Regions from separate parts of the Homo sapiens genome. Here all the other regions are linked to region 3. The links are chromatin contacts, found by Hi-C or POLR2A ChIA-PET in ENCODE. All regions are on one chromosome and are shown on one strand. The core of a region is the stretch at or near the end of the contact, and the rest is flanking DNA. Distances in the headings are between cores, read along the strand shown. Region 1 overlaps ELL2 (elongation factor for RNA polymerase II 2). Region 2 overlaps LINC01554 (long intergenic non-protein coding RNA 1554). Region 3 holds the start of LNPEP (leucyl and cystinyl aminopeptidase). Region 4 has its middle 21 kb from the start of RHOBTB3. Region 5 holds the start of RHOBTB3 (Rho related BTB domain containing 3).

What was found. Hi-C counts contacts between places; a loop is a spot of excess contacts on that map. ChIA-PET counts read pairs that join two places held with the same protein, here RNA polymerase II (POLR2A). Pooled maps may share reads with other maps.
Region 1: a pooled map shows a loop between it and region 3 (5-fold over the local background). The contact joins the enhancer-like site here to the promoter of LNPEP in region 3. A Hi-C loop is called at or near these places in 11 of 37 single-sample maps with no recorded cell type and 4 of 50 pooled maps. POLR2A ChIA-PET finds 5 or more read pairs at or near these places in 1 of 52 experiments (A549).
Region 2: a pooled map shows a loop between it and region 3 (4-fold over the local background). The contact joins the enhancer-like site here to the promoter of LNPEP in region 3. A Hi-C loop is called at or near these places in 7 of 50 pooled maps. POLR2A ChIA-PET finds 5 or more read pairs at or near these places in 2 of 52 experiments (HepG2 and activated T-cell).
Region 4: a map of K562 shows a loop between it and region 3 (4-fold over the local background). The contact joins the enhancer-like site here to the promoter of LNPEP in region 3. A Hi-C loop is called at or near these places in 2 of 168 maps with a recorded cell type or tissue (CD4-positive, alpha-beta memory T cell and K562) and 4 of 50 pooled maps.
Region 5: a loop to region 3 is called in a map of B cell, with 9 times the contacts of the local background. The contact joins the promoter of RHOBTB3 here to the promoter of LNPEP in region 3. A Hi-C loop is called at or near these places in 2 of 168 maps with a recorded cell type or tissue (B cell and CD4-positive, alpha-beta memory T cell) and 6 of 50 pooled maps. POLR2A ChIA-PET finds 5 or more read pairs at or near these places in 1 of 52 experiments (Caco-2).

Annotation. Positions count from the first base shown.
Region 1 is chr5:95,923,474-95,926,173 of GRCh38, forward strand. All of the region lies in intron 2 of ELL2 (elongation factor for RNA polymerase II 2), which reads right to left. Among named protein-coding and RNA genes, the nearest start is that of ELL2, 37 kb to the right of the region's middle. RefSeq lists enhancers at 631-770, 1,252-1,546. Within about 2 kb of position 1,423, at least 6 of the 41 ENCODE cell types and tissues checked have a DNase peak (open chromatin) inside an H3K27ac peak, as active enhancers do.
Region 2 is chr5:95,857,710-95,860,409 of GRCh38, forward strand. LINC01554 (long intergenic non-protein coding RNA 1554) reads left to right here. Exons shown (of 3, transcript NR_026936.1): 3 at 1,095-2,424. Among named protein-coding and RNA genes, the nearest start is that of LINC01554, 6.8 kb to the left of the region's middle. Within about 2 kb of position 1,267, at least 30 of the 41 ENCODE cell types and tissues checked have a DNase peak (open chromatin) inside an H3K27ac peak, as active enhancers do.
Region 3 is chr5:96,934,719-96,937,418 of GRCh38, forward strand. LNPEP (leucyl and cystinyl aminopeptidase) reads left to right here and starts at 1,362. Exons shown (of 18, transcript NM_005575.3): 1 at 1,362-1,456. The coding sequence starts at 1,438. It overlaps LOC124901030, which reads right to left and starts at 1,357. Exons shown (of 1, transcript XM_047417984.1): 1 at 1-1,357. The coding sequence starts at 1,357. The coding sequence ends at 653. It also overlaps a transcript of ERAP1 not described here. RefSeq lists silencers at 46-165, 606-675, 1,616-1,685, 1,816-1,895 and enhancers at 276-415, 716-1,025.
Region 4 is chr5:95,709,140-95,711,839 of GRCh38, forward strand. It overlaps a transcript of SPATA9 not described here. Among named protein-coding and RNA genes, the nearest start is that of RHOBTB3, 21 kb to the right of the region's middle. Within about 2 kb of position 1,397, at least 10 of the 41 ENCODE cell types and tissues checked have a DNase peak (open chromatin) inside an H3K27ac peak, as active enhancers do.
Region 5 is chr5:95,730,035-95,732,734 of GRCh38, forward strand. RHOBTB3 (Rho related BTB domain containing 3) reads left to right here and starts at 1,302. Exons shown (of 12, transcript NM_014899.4): 1 at 1,302-1,650; 2 at 1,825-2,050. The coding sequence starts at 1,649. It also overlaps a transcript of SPATA9 not described here. RefSeq lists an enhancer at 725-934 and silencers at 1,095-1,224, 1,285-1,664.

The sequences.
Region 1 (2,700 bases), core at 173-2,672, 1.0 Mb before region 3:
CATCAGGGCAAATAGTGTTCACTTTGGGACCAAAGGGTGACTCTTGATGCACGTCATGAGTTTCTTTGCAGCTATGGAGCTGAAGTGGAGCTTAGAGGTTAGGGAACAAAGGGACATGGAGCCCAGGCCAATCAGAGTTCTACATTGCCTTTTCTTGGTAGTTTCAGAGCAGCATCAATGCAGATGGTATGGTCTGAGCTAAGCCCAGGCCAATCAGAGTTCTACATTGCCTTTTCTTGGTAGTTTCAGAGCAGCATCAATGCAGATGGTATGGTCTGAGCTAATCTGAAGCTTTTCAAGAGCAAGATGTTTTCAGGCAAATTTTACATCCTTAAAATTTCAAAAGGGTTTGTAGACTTAGTGCATCTAATTTCTTGAAGATGTATTAATTAGACACAAAGTTAATTGTATCAATATCCAAGTATACTCTTAAGAATGAAATGGGTATATAAGGTAGCACTTATGTTTATGGCTGGTAAGGCTGTGTAACAATTTGGCCAATGGACAGGAAAGCAGGAGACTTATTGGAAAGAGCAGGTAATATATGACAATTAGGGCAGGTTGGTGAGAGGGAAGCTTTAGAACTAAACTATGGCAACTTCAGAGCAGACCAGAACCTGTGGGACTGTTGAAGGCCAGAGCTAGGGTGGGTCTGAGACCTTGTCTAATCTAGAGCCATTCAGGCAGAGTTTCAGAGGAACCTGTGGATATGCGTCAGTCCCCTCTGATATGCAGGAGCCTATTCCATTGTGTATCTACACAGTTCTTTTTTCCAAAATGGTTATAAAGCATTTTCTTAAAAACTAGCCTTCAGGTTCATGAAATACGAGGAGGAGGAAGTGAAAATGTACTGACTGCTACTGGTAGACCTAGGGTCAGCTTTGAGGACTGAGGTAACCACCACAGGAAATAAGTTTTGAGGTCTGATTTTGAAACAATATTGGAAGACCATTCCTTTGTGAGATAGAAACTTCTCCATTTTAATTTTAGTATTTTAAGCTTTTCCTACAGGTCAGTTGGGAATAATTTTTATTTAGGGACTCACAATCTTGAATTTTTAGCTAAATGCCTTAAGAATAAAATATTATTTAAAAAGTATTAAAATGCTGTGATTCCAAACAGTTTCTTGTTCAAGATGAAGAATATAAAAATATACCACCATGTCTCGGCAACTGGAAAAGCAGATTTTAATTTTCATTCCAAAAATGAGAGACTGAAAATCAAAGGCTTAGGACCACAATCCACAACCCTCCTCCCAACCTCCTGTCTGTCTTTGATAAAAAGCTACAAAGAAAAAGTTTCAGGAAACTTTCAGACATTTATAATTAGCATAAACACTGTATACCAAGATGTGTAAGTCAAAACGTCTAATTACTCTGGGATACAAGCTCAGGCATGTGGCAACAGAATACTGCCTGAAAGGTCATTTCAACATCAAGTCACGGACGTCCTATTTACATAAGGATCTAGGGCAGAAGCACAATGTGCACACTGCTGCAACTTTCTCATATGTGAATGCTAACATCTGCTGAAAAGCTGTTGGTACCTTTACTGCAGGTTTCCTGTCCTTGAGTCAAATACTTTCTACTCAATATTGGATTGAGGTATACATTAGATTAAAAATAGAACCAGCAAGGGTTTTCTTCATTTATTTAAGTGTTTTGTTCTTCTGTGGGATTACAAATCATTCAAACTTACAGAATTCTTGTTTGACAGACACCTTTTCTGATAAGGTGATTGTAAATGCTCAGTGAACCAGCAGTACCATGGTTTGACATGACAATTCCTGGTGTTAAAGTGGACTCATATAGCTGAGCGGGCCAAGATCATCTATAATTTCTTTTTTATAGATTAGGGACAATGAGGCTTAGTGATTTGTTCAAGTTAGAGTCATACTTAGATTGACAACCCCTGTACTACAAATCCGAGCCTGCTCCATGGCTGTCTGAAACACTCATTACCTTGTAATACTAACATATTATGTTTATAGTCTTTCTCCCTTCACTAGAATATAAGCTCTGCAAGGACAGAGGCTTTTGTCTGTTGTGTTCCCTGAATATATTGTCAGCACCTCAAGTGGTGCGTGGCACAAAGTAGTCACTCAATGCATATTTGTTAAATGAAAAGGTGGATTAATGCCTGAGCCAGGCCTAGAACTGAAGTGTTTGCTTTCTTTCCACCAGCATTTCTGAAGCATGCTGAAAAGTTTCCTTATGTGAAAGAGGGGTTCTTTCCTCAAATAAATTTAGGAAATGCCAAGTTAAACAAAATAACTTTCTTTGCTGTGGGTCTTTTCATACTGAATAGTTTCCCAATTTGTATGGCCTCAGAACCCACCTCCCCTCCGGCATCCCAGGAAGCCAGTCCATCTCTTAATTTTATCTAAAATCTATTATTTGACTATATATAGACTATATATTAGCTTAGATACAAACTTACTGCAAACATTTAAACATTAGAATTCTCTGTTGTTCTCAAATTATTTCTAGACTCTTGATTCTGTGACTTCCTTAAAATCTAGAAAATATACTTTAAGCTAGAGAAATATATTTGCATGTACTATTCAGGCTCCACAGTTTAGGGACAGAATAGTCTAGAATCAGAACAGAAAATAGAAACCTCAACCTGAAAGCCACATGTGCTATTTTTTAAACTAGACCTGCAGTTATGACTTTAGGCCCAAACATTATGGGTTGAGGG
Region 2 (2,700 bases), core at 17-2,516, 1.1 Mb before region 3:
GGAGCCTGGCCTTTGGCCCGCAGAGACCTGAGTCCTCCCCTTACTCCTGAGCTGTGTAACCTTAGGCAGGGAACTTACCCCTCTGGGCCTCAGTTTCCTCATCGGGAAAGCAGGGCTGATCATAGTGCATGGCTTATAGAGCAGTTTTGAGGATTTCATGAACAAAAAAACAAAGGTAAAGCACTTAGCCTTCTGCCTGGCATGAGTAAACCCTCAGGAAACTGTAGTTATTATTTAGTAGCCAGGAAAATACAGAACACTTAATCTGTTGGCTCCCTGGTGTTTCTCGAACTGTCAGCAAACACTTCCACATCACCAGCCAGCAGAGCCATTCATCAAACACCTTTGCCTTTGTCTGTCAGGCCTCCCACTTCAACAAGTGTCCCTGGGTTTAAGTCAGTAACCTCCTAGGCACGGAAAGTTGCCTCACGCATGTGACATGCGAGCACGTCTCTAAAGGGGCAGAGGATCTGGCAAAAACATAGACTCGCAACTTGTCTGTTTCCTGAGACACCCACAATTGGCCTCGTGGAAGTGGTTGACTTCTTCCCATAGCTGCCTGTGTCTTACTTCATCGCCTCCTCCAAGCCCAGGGCCAGCCCTGCCTGGCTGGGGGATCATGACAGTCTTTGTTCCCATATGGGCAAAGTCTTTTGAAAAGAGGGAAAGATCATTAGTTAGCTGTCAGCCTCCAGCGTGGTTAGGTCATGAGTAATTCTTCTAGAGAGCCAGAGCACTGGCAATTCATTTGGTCGAGAACGTTTTATCTACTTGAACGGCGTAGCGAGGAAATAAATGGAACAAGTTATATCAAAATCTCTGTCAACTGAACAATTCCTTACCAATCCAACAAGGAGTATGACGACGATGCCACTTTTCCTACCTTTGAGAGGTCATGCACAGACACCGCACATGAACACACCACATTATACCCCCCCCACCACAAATGGGTGTACCCCCTCTCCCCCCACATACTCACTGGTGCACATATACACGCCACACCACATTCTGTAGTGGGGAAAGGATCATGTGCAGCCTTAAGGGCTGGTTTGCGTAACGGGTGCATATTTCTGCTAGTGTTTTTGTTCTTGCAGTCAGGACTGGCCGTTGTCTGAAAGCAAACCTCAAGGACAGGACTTCTGGACTCCGCAGCCACTTCAGGCTGCTGCTCCATCGCATGAATTCCAGCAGGTGGCGCTGCACCCCGCGCGGACCCGGCTTGCCTCTCGGCCCCAGGGAGGTCGGTTGATGAGCAGTCGGGAAGTGGGTCTGCGCGCACCCCGCTGCAGCTGTGGCAAACGCAAACGATGACACACAGGCTTGACGAGGGCCTTTGTCAGAAGCAATGGGGATCTGGCGTCACCGCACAATGGAAAACAAAGTGCTTCTGCCTGGCTGGCCAGAATGCACGTTTGCTCACTATTGATGCTGGGGCATTTACAGGCAGAATGAGTTCATGTGAAATTTCAGGATCTGCCATGACTCAGATTCACTTTCTGTAAACCAGAGTCAACATTACATTTCCCTTTACTCTGGGCCATTCCTTGAATTTTTAGGTCACCAGTTGTTTTTGTACTAACTGAAGGGATTTGAGTATTTCACAAGCACCTTATTTTTATTAGCATTTTTAGGGCATTACCAATTTGGGACGGATCTGTAGTGTGAGAGATTGTTGTCACTCTTAGCTCCAAACATAGGTTGACTTTATATATTATTTACATGTTCAGAATTATACTGTGTAGAAATTCAAATGAAACTTGCAAAATACTTTTCTGGCAGGAAGCCCTGGAGAGGATCGTTCATGGAAACAAGGATGACGACTGGGGTAAGAAATGCAGGTGACTCGTGAGTGGTCAGGGAGTGGAAGAGAAGACGGCTGGAAGGTTTTAGCATTCAGAAAAAAAATGGAGACAACTAGAGTTGATCTGAAGATTATGGCAGAATTCAATATTGGGGGAAAGAAACAAGATGGGGGTTAGAAATTAGAAACAGCAGAGCTCCACAGGTTGGAAAGGTTGGAAAGGATTTGAGCAAGAGAACAAGGAGCCTGCTAATAGCACCCTGGGTTTACATCAAGAGAAGCACCTGGAGAGAATTAACTCGGGAGGAGGTGGGGGCATGGGAAACCTTTTCATCTCCAAGAGCGGGCAGGAACAGCAGCTGGCCTGAACTTGAAGGTACACCAGGTAGCTTGCGTGGGCCAGGAGAAGGTGATTCTCTTCTATGCCTCTCTCCAACGCCCTGCTTCTGATGCTGCTCCTCTACCTGTATTGAGGGGAAGATACATCCCTAAGAAGTTCCCTGAACCCCATTCTTTGTTGTGGCTAACTGGTCCCCTTGGAATTTTTCTACTAATTTTCAATTCCCCCTCTCACCTGGTGAAATCTTGAATCTTACTGTTCAATAAAAGTTCTTCTACCGAAATTTCTATACCACGTTGAATTTTTTGTGTTTCCTTTGTTTTTAGTTCTTTGGGAGTTTTACTTAGAAAAAAAAGCCTCTGGGGACTAGATAAGGAAGGAAACCTTCATGTGGACCCTCTTGAGCTCTGTTTTCTTTCCTGGCCTCACTGGTGTGGGCTCTCTGGCTGCCCTGCTGATCTCTTGCTTTACTGCATTTGGGTGAGGACTGAGGAGAGGGACAGGAGTGTATTCACTGGATACTATTCAGACTAAAGGATTAGATGTCGTAGGTGAATAA
Region 3 (2,700 bases), core at 112-2,611:
TGAGCAGGCTGTTTGCGCTTGCCGCGGCTTGTTTGTCCCTGGCGCCCCGCTGTTGAAAGCCTCAGAGCGTGTGACAGTTGGCAGGCGCAGTGAGGCGCAGCCCGAGCCAAGTCAATGCAGGGGCCGGGGCTGAGGGAGGGGAAGAGGCAGAGGAGGCGGTGATGGCGCGCTGGGAGGGCGGCGGCCTCTGCAGCGAGGGTGGTGGCGATGCGCATACCGAGAGGATAAGGAAGCGGTTCCCGACGAGCCTCCTCGGGGCTTATGGGGCCCCTGGCGGTTCGGCCTCGGAGGCTAGCGGGGCTGCCCGATTTGGCACTGGAAACAATGGTGGCTCGGGGCTGGAGGCAATGGCGCGAGTGCTGGGGGGCAGGGGCGACTAGGGGAGTTTCGGTTTCTCGGGCCTAGCGCCGCGGAGCCTTGCTGCGGGCCCCAGTGGTAGCACCCCCGGGAACCGCAGGTGTTGATTTAAGGCTCGGAACAGGCGGGCCTTCTGCCCACATCCTGCGGCGCCCGCGACCCGGGCCGGGCGATCCGGCGCCGGGTTTTGTTATCCGCCCGCACCTAGAGGCCGCAAGGCAGCCGCCAGCCCCGGGACTGGACCCCAGGGCGCCCTCGGCCCTGCGAGGTCCCCGCCCTCTCTTCCGTCTCCTCCTCACCGCCCTCCTGAGGCACTCTGATGCGGGCGGGCATCTCTGCCGAAAACACCTACAGCGCCCGCTCCCTCGGTCCTTCGAGCAGTGATCCCTCCGCGGCCAACCTCCCCAGGGAAACCAGCGATTCGCGGTTCAGATAGCGACCTTCGCCCGCAGGTTCCTGCTCTGCCTTCAGACTTCGGCTTCAGTGGCACCTGCTCAGCGAGGCCTCGTCTAACCAAGCCATCCGAATTAACTACCCACTCACTCGCCATCACATCACCCCGATTTAATTCGCAGCGGGGCACTGACTTTACACTCGTGTGTCTTCTGTGTTTATTTATGGTCTGTTTCTGGAATGTCCGCTCCTGGGACTGGGACCATGATTTTCTGGCGCAGTGCGGGTGTCTCGGCGTCCGGGATCGGGCGGGTCGCAGTAGGGCTCCACATTTGTTGAGTGACTGAACACCGTTCCCGGCCGGGGAGAGCGCCGCAGCCGGGTCCACTTCAGGTAGGGGCTGGGCTTTCCCGGCCCCGCCTAGGCCCCGCCCCCAGCGCGAACCCGCTCCCACCTCGCCTGTCCACGGAGCAGCAGGGGGTTTGACTGTGCTTTTCCCTCTTGCTTCCCTCGCTCTTTCTGCAGCTGCCACGAAAACCCGGAACGGCGGAGCGGCGCCGCCCCTCGCGGCACCTCCCTGGCAGCCCTTGGAGGCCGCGCTGGGCATGCTCAGTCAGCTGGGCCGCCTCAGCTCTCGGAGTAGGAAGCTCGGGCGCTCCGGCTGTAAGGAGCCGCGGCGGGGGGAAAATGGAGCCCTTCACCAATGGTGAGTGGGCTGCCGAGGCGCCGGGACCCGGGCTCTCCGGAGCCCTGAGGGTCGTGGGCAGTCGTGACACGCGGGGTCGGGCTGCAGCCGTCTCCCCCAACACCGCGGGCTTCCCACGAGGGCTGAGGGAGGCAGGGAGAGGGGATCTGGGGGAGGCAGGGAGGTTCGGGGGGCGGGCGGCGGCCAGTGCGGGACCCGGGGCTGGCTTGAAGGTCAGCGCCGCCGCCGCTCGCCCGGGGTGCGGCCGGTGGGCAAACAGCAAAGTTTGGGCTGCTGTGCGCAGAGGAGTGGGCAGTGGGAAAGTTGGCAGCTCAGGTTTGCCCCCGGAGGAGGCGGTGTCGGCCCGACTCTCCTGTAGGAGCGTTAAGTTGTGGCAGCTGCCGAGCCCAACTTTTGTGGGGCGCCAGGAGCTGTCCCCCTGCCCTTCAGTGAGCTGCCGGCGTGACTTTTCCTAATAGGGCGGGGTGGGGGTGGGAGGCTTGGCAGGTTAATGTTGTGGAAGGAAGGGAAACTTCAGGAAAGGCTTGCTCACCTCGCTCGGTGCCGCGGAGGTGCCTGGCCACAGTGCCACCCTCCTGACCCTGCCGAGGTACTCGGCAGGGCCACCACGCATCCCCTCACTGGCTGCAGATCACATCAGTTTTTCAGTCAAAGACTTGTTAATGTCAAGGGTCCGTCACGGTGGTGATACCACTGTGTGACAGGAAGCGAGAGTCAACGCAGGGAGCCTGCACCCTGCAAACAGCCACAGCCCTTCACTGAACGGGGAGCATAAATCCCACCCTAGTTAGAACCATGGCTTTTGTGCGGACCAGAAGTGCCAGAGCCACAATATAGGGGTGAGATGTCTTACCGTTTTGCGGTGTTGAGTGTGTGGATTCCCTTTTAAGATAGAAAGTAGGAAAACTGCCAGTAAGGGAGACGACTCACTAAAAGAGGATTCAGTCTCTGGTTGACATGTTTTGCTGAGTGTGGTTGGTTACTTCAGGTACAGTATCACATTAATAGGGGCCACAGTCTATATCCCTGTTTAGTTTGTTAGTTACCACTCAAGAGCAGACAGATATTGTCCACTTTATCCCAAATCCCAGCCAGACTTTGTTGTATGCTGTGCTTCATTCATGGGGCTGTGAACTACTGATTATATTCTCCCTATTCCTAATGTAGAATGCTTTATTCTACTGCCATCTTTCTGTCTGCACTGTTTAATTAGGCTTACTGATAACAACTTTAATTCTGAATTT
Region 4 (2,700 bases), core at 147-2,646, 1.2 Mb before region 3:
ATAAACACTAGGTCTCCTGGCTGGAATGAATGGCAGGGCCCCATCTGTTCAGGAATTGGATTGGGATGGGCTCCTCGAACAAGTGGCAGAATAATATCTTGTACCTCTTGGAGAGACTGTAGGCACTGCAATAAATTAGCTTGTGATATTTCTGCCAAATGGGCATCTCTTAGCTTAGGCAAGATAGGTGGCGCCTGCCCATACATAATTTCAAAAGGCGATGACCCAGCCTGATAAGGGGTGCACCTTACTCTTAAGTAGGGCTAAAGGAAGGAGACTCACCCAATTTTCACCGGTTTTTAAAATTAATTTTGTAAAAGTGTTTTTTAGGGTGCAGTTCATGCATTCTACCTGCCCAGAGCTCTGGGGTCAATAGGCACAATGGAACTTCCACTGAATGTTTAACGTCTTACTGACCCACCGAGCTATGGACGAGGTGAAGGCAGGTCCATTATCAGACCCTATGGCAGCAGGCAGCCCGTATCAAGGGATGATTTCATTAAATAAGAACTTAACTACCGTATTGGCAGTTTCGTTTTTGGTAGCAAATGCTTCAGTCCATCCAGAGAAGGTGTCTACTAGTACTAGAAGGTATTTGTACCCAGCCCGGTGTGGTTTTACTTCTGTAAAGTCAATTTCACACTTTTCTTCTGGCAAGTTTTTTCGGAGACAGTGGCCTGGGCTGGGTTTAGGACCTTGCTTGGCATTTACCTGGGCGCAGGTTGTGCACTGGAGAGCTGCTTGATCTGTTAGGCTTTGAAGATGGGGGATTCTTCTTTGTTTTTGATAGCCTTTCCTGCTGAGGTGAGTAGCCTGCGCTCCTGGTAGATGGCTCCATGTACATGCACAGTAGCAAAGGTGTACCTGCTGTCAGTGTAAACGTTAATACGTTTATCCTTACCCCATCGGAGAGCCTGAGTGAGGGCCATCAATTCAGCTTTTTGCGCTGAGGTGTTTGCTTGTAAAGCCTGAGCCCACGGCACATCTGTCTCCATGGTAACAGCTGCACCGGCCTTTCATACTCCCTGCTCGAGAAAGCTGCTACTGTCTGTGAACACAGTGGCGTCCACCTTCTCTAGGGGCATATCTTGAAGATTGGGTGGGCCAGTTTCGGTAGTTTCTAACAGTTCCTGACAGTCATGGATAGTAGCTGGATTCAAACACCATGTGGGAGAGAAAGTCAAACGAGGCTGATCTAACAGTAAACTGATACTGCAGGATGCGAGCATTTGACATCCATTTGCCAGAAGCACTTTGAAGTAAAGTCTCTATGGCATGAGGAGTTGTAAGGGTTAAATTTTGGCCCAGAGTTAACTTATCAGCCTCTTGGACTAGGCTTGCTGTAGCTGCTACTGCTCGCAGGCAACTTGGCCATCCAGAGGCCACGGGATCCAGTCTCTTAGATAAATAGGCCACTGGGCGTCTCCAGGGTCCTAAAGTCTGAGTAAGCACCCCTTTAGCAACTCCCTGGCTTTCATGGACAAACAGGTGAAACGGCTTTGAGATATTAGGGAGGGCTAAAGCAGAGGCTTCAGTTAATGCCTTTTTCAGGTTTCGAAAAGCCTGTTCTTCTGTGTCTGTCCAAATTAACGGGCCATTTCATTCTGTACCTCTTGGATAGCCGCCACTAAGATTTTTGTTTGTCCTTTGAATGCTTTATCAGCAGCCTTTTCAGCTGCCTGTGTTGCTTGTTTTTGTTTTTCAAACTCTTGGTTGTCAAAAACCTTTTGGGCTATTTCTAAAAGCTGACTGATATTCATTCCAGCAAATCCCTCCAGTTTTTGGAGTTTTCTTTTAATATCTGGGGCTGCCTGAGCCACAAATGCCAAATTAAGAGCACGGCTATTTTCGGGGGCCGCCGGGTCAAAAGGGGTGTAAATCCGATAAGCCTCCCGGAGGTGCTCTAAAAACGCTCCTGGTGACTCATCGGGCCCCTGGATGACTTCAGTCGCCTTAGACAAGTTTATGGGTTTCCGAGCGGCTCCCTTAATACCCGTGAGGAGATACCAGTGAAAATCGTCCAAAGTTCTCGTTCCACTTGAGGAATTTGGGTCCCAGTTAGGCCGGGTAGAGGAAAAGACCTTCTCAAGGAGGTCTCTAGCTTCCTCCTCCGGTCTATTGGCTGATGCAAGGAAGTGCTTTCTGGCCTCTCTCCAGATACGCTCCCTCTCCTCAGAGGTAAAGAGAGTTAAAAGGAGCGGTTGGCAGTCATCCCAGGTGGGCCGATGGGTCTGGAGTATGGACTCCAACAGTGAGGTCAAAGCCTGGGGCTTTTCAGAGAAGGCAGGATTTTGGGTTTTCCAATTATACAAGTCAGAAGTAGAAAAAGGGACATAAACCAAGAAGGGGGCTGAGCGCTCATCACCCGGAGGGACTTGTGCCTCTCTCAGTGGTAGTAGAGGGGCTGCTTCCTCCCGCCGCGGCCGCAGTCGAGAGGCAATGGGTGGCGAGCCCACAGGGGACGTCGTCAAGGAGATATGGGACGACCCTAAGGGAGCAAGTTGGTTGTAAGGCGGTGGGACTGGGTGAGGGAGACTCTCCTCTTCTTCAGAGGGAGGCAGTACAGGGGGAGCCGAACCGGCAGAGGGTTGAGGCGAAAACGCGGCCTGGCTCAGGAGGACTTTGGAGGTGGAATTGTGAATGGCGCATGAACGGAGCCATGGAGGAGGATTCCTGACCAAACTTAACCATTGATTTTTA
Region 5 (2,700 bases), core at 52-2,551, 1.2 Mb before region 3:
TTCTAGAGACTCAAAGAGAAATCGTAGAAAATGCAAAGGGAAATTAGATTAAAAAAAAAAACAGTGACCACATAAAGAATATCTCCCATTATATCCTCTCTGAGCACGAGAAACTATTAAACTACTTTCAACCGAGCAATAAGGGCCCATAATAAAAAGCTGTTGCCCTAGTTTTTTTACTGCCCTACTCAATACCCCCTCTTTCATACCCTCAAAATAGCTCAGCTGAGAAAAGAAACAGTCCAATTTTACAGAAGGGAAAAATAAACAGATAAAAGGATAAGCAAGAACTCTTTTCAACACAGAGTAAGGTACTGGTTAGAATTTTAATACTGTATGGAGGAGTCTAACCCCAGAGTAATCCCTGGCCCATTTTGGTGTTAGTAAGTGGATCCCAGTGTTCGTTTGTATCGAGGTAGTTTGAAGCACGTTAGGGATATTCATAGCCTTTACTTCAGTGCATTATTATGAAAGAATCTAAAGTATCTTTGCATTTACGTGATTATGTTTTCAGTTGGTCTGCGGAGCTATTATTAAATATGTGGCCATAACGTGTACAGAAAAATCTCCAAGTAAACTGGCATTTAACTTACCAACACGTTAAACCCCCATACATAACTTCCTTTAAAAACGATCACACTAAAAATCCCAGCATTTAAAATCCTGAAGTTTTCGGTAAAATACGCTAAATATAGCTTGAAATAGTAAATAATCCCCCCAAGGCGACATTAGCAAATTAATTGGTGTGTGAACAAAGAACTCTTTCTGCAGCAGCATGAATGTTGCCTTTATTTTTTCTCACAAGTATGATTTTAGAAAACAGCTGTAGCGCATGTTGACAAATGAGAAAGCGGCAGACGTGGTAAAGCACTTTCGGTCAAGGCCAAGAGGGGGGGAAATCGGGTTGCTGGGGCGGCACTCGGGCTGGAATCCCTAGCTTCCCTAACCTCCTTTTTCCAGTCCGGAGTGAGCGGGGGCCCCATCGCCCCACCCCCCTTTCCTGGCTCTGGTTACGGCCTTGCGAGTTGAACAAACTTGCTGCAGGCGGATTGGCGGCTGGGAGCTCTCGGGCTGGGGCGTTGTATTTATTAATTTATATTCCGCGGCGCCCCGCGCGGGCGGCTCCTTTGTGTCCAGCCGCCGCCACCGGAGCTCCCGGGGCCTCCGCGGGGAGCGCGTCCCCCGCATCCGCCCGACCCCCGGGGCTGGCACGTGCTGCGCCCGGTCCGCTGAGGGGGCGGAGGCCCCGATCTCCCCGACCCCCCTTCTCTGCTTAGAGGAGGAGGAGCAGCGGCAGCGGCAGCAGGAGGCGACAGCTGCCAGCCGAGGAGGCGCGGCGGAGAGGGGACTGCGGTCAGCTGCGTCCACTTGGGGCTGTGCGGCGGTCCCGCGCCCGGCGATGTTCCCGGGCACTCCCTGAGTAGCGGCAGCTTATCCCCCGCCCGCTAGCCCGCCCTGGTCCCCGGCTCGCTCGCTGGCTGGCGCGGCCCCGGCCCCGCTCTGCGTCGGCCCCGCCGCGGTGGAGGCGCGCGAGGGGGACGCGGCCGGGGATGAGCGGATTGCGGGTGAACTCGCCGCCCGGGGGCCCCGCGAAGCCGTGAGCCGCTGCTTTTCTCCGAGTCGCCGCCCTGCCCTTGGATTTGAGATCATGTACGTACGCGCCGCCGTCCTGCCATTGTCTCTCTCCAGCGCGTGCCGTGCGCCCCAGGGACAGGGGCTGGTGCCCATCCTCGCCGCGCGCTGTCCCCCGCACTTCCTGTTCCGAGGAGAGACCCGCGCGCTGACCGTGCTTCCCTTCTCCCCTCGCCCCCTCTGTCCGTGCAGGTCCATCCACATCGTGGCGCTGGGGAACGAGGGGGACACATTCCACCAGGACAACCGGCCGTCGGGGCTTATCCGCACTTACCTGGGGAGAAGCCCTCTGGTCTCCGGGGACGAGAGCAGCTTGTTGCTGAACGCGGCCAGCACGGTCGCGCGTCCGGTGTTCACCGAGTATCAGGCCAGTGCGTTTGGGAATGTCAAGCTGGTGGTCCACGACTGTCCCGTCTGGGTAAGGAAGAGCAGCTGCTCCGCGCTGAGGCTGAAGAAGCTTTTCTTTCCTTTTTTTTCCCCCTCCCCCTTCTGCCCACTTCCGTGAGTGTGGAGTGTCCGCGTTACATGGGTCAAATTTTTAAACATTTTTGAGAAAATCTTTGGTCCTTTGTTTCACTGGGCAGGGAACAGCCCTGTCAGAGAACACTCTTAGGAAGATAGAAGGCCCCAGTGGGAATGTGGAGCACTTACTGGTACACTTCACGACTGTGGGTTGACCCTTGGTAGGCAGCAGACAGTTGAATGTGCCAACTCCAAGGGACGGGGTCACTAAGTTTCATCAGCAAAAAGCAGTGTTTTTTTATGTCTACCCTATGGGTGATAGTGTAATATTGGTGTTCTAAAAATACATCCCTCTCAAAGCTCAACACAGGCAAAAATACTTTTCACTGGGACAGTTCAGAAATAGTTCCTCTGGAAAGCGGAGGAAAAGACAGGGACTGGGAGTTAATTTTAAATGACTCATTTATAGCACTATTAATTGATCTCTGAAAACTTAATTTTAATAATGCAAATACTCTTTATGTGTTAGCCATTTGTCTTAGTGACTCATAAATCAGAAATAACATTACTAATGTTGTTTGGAAAACTTTTAAAAAATTAAAATTT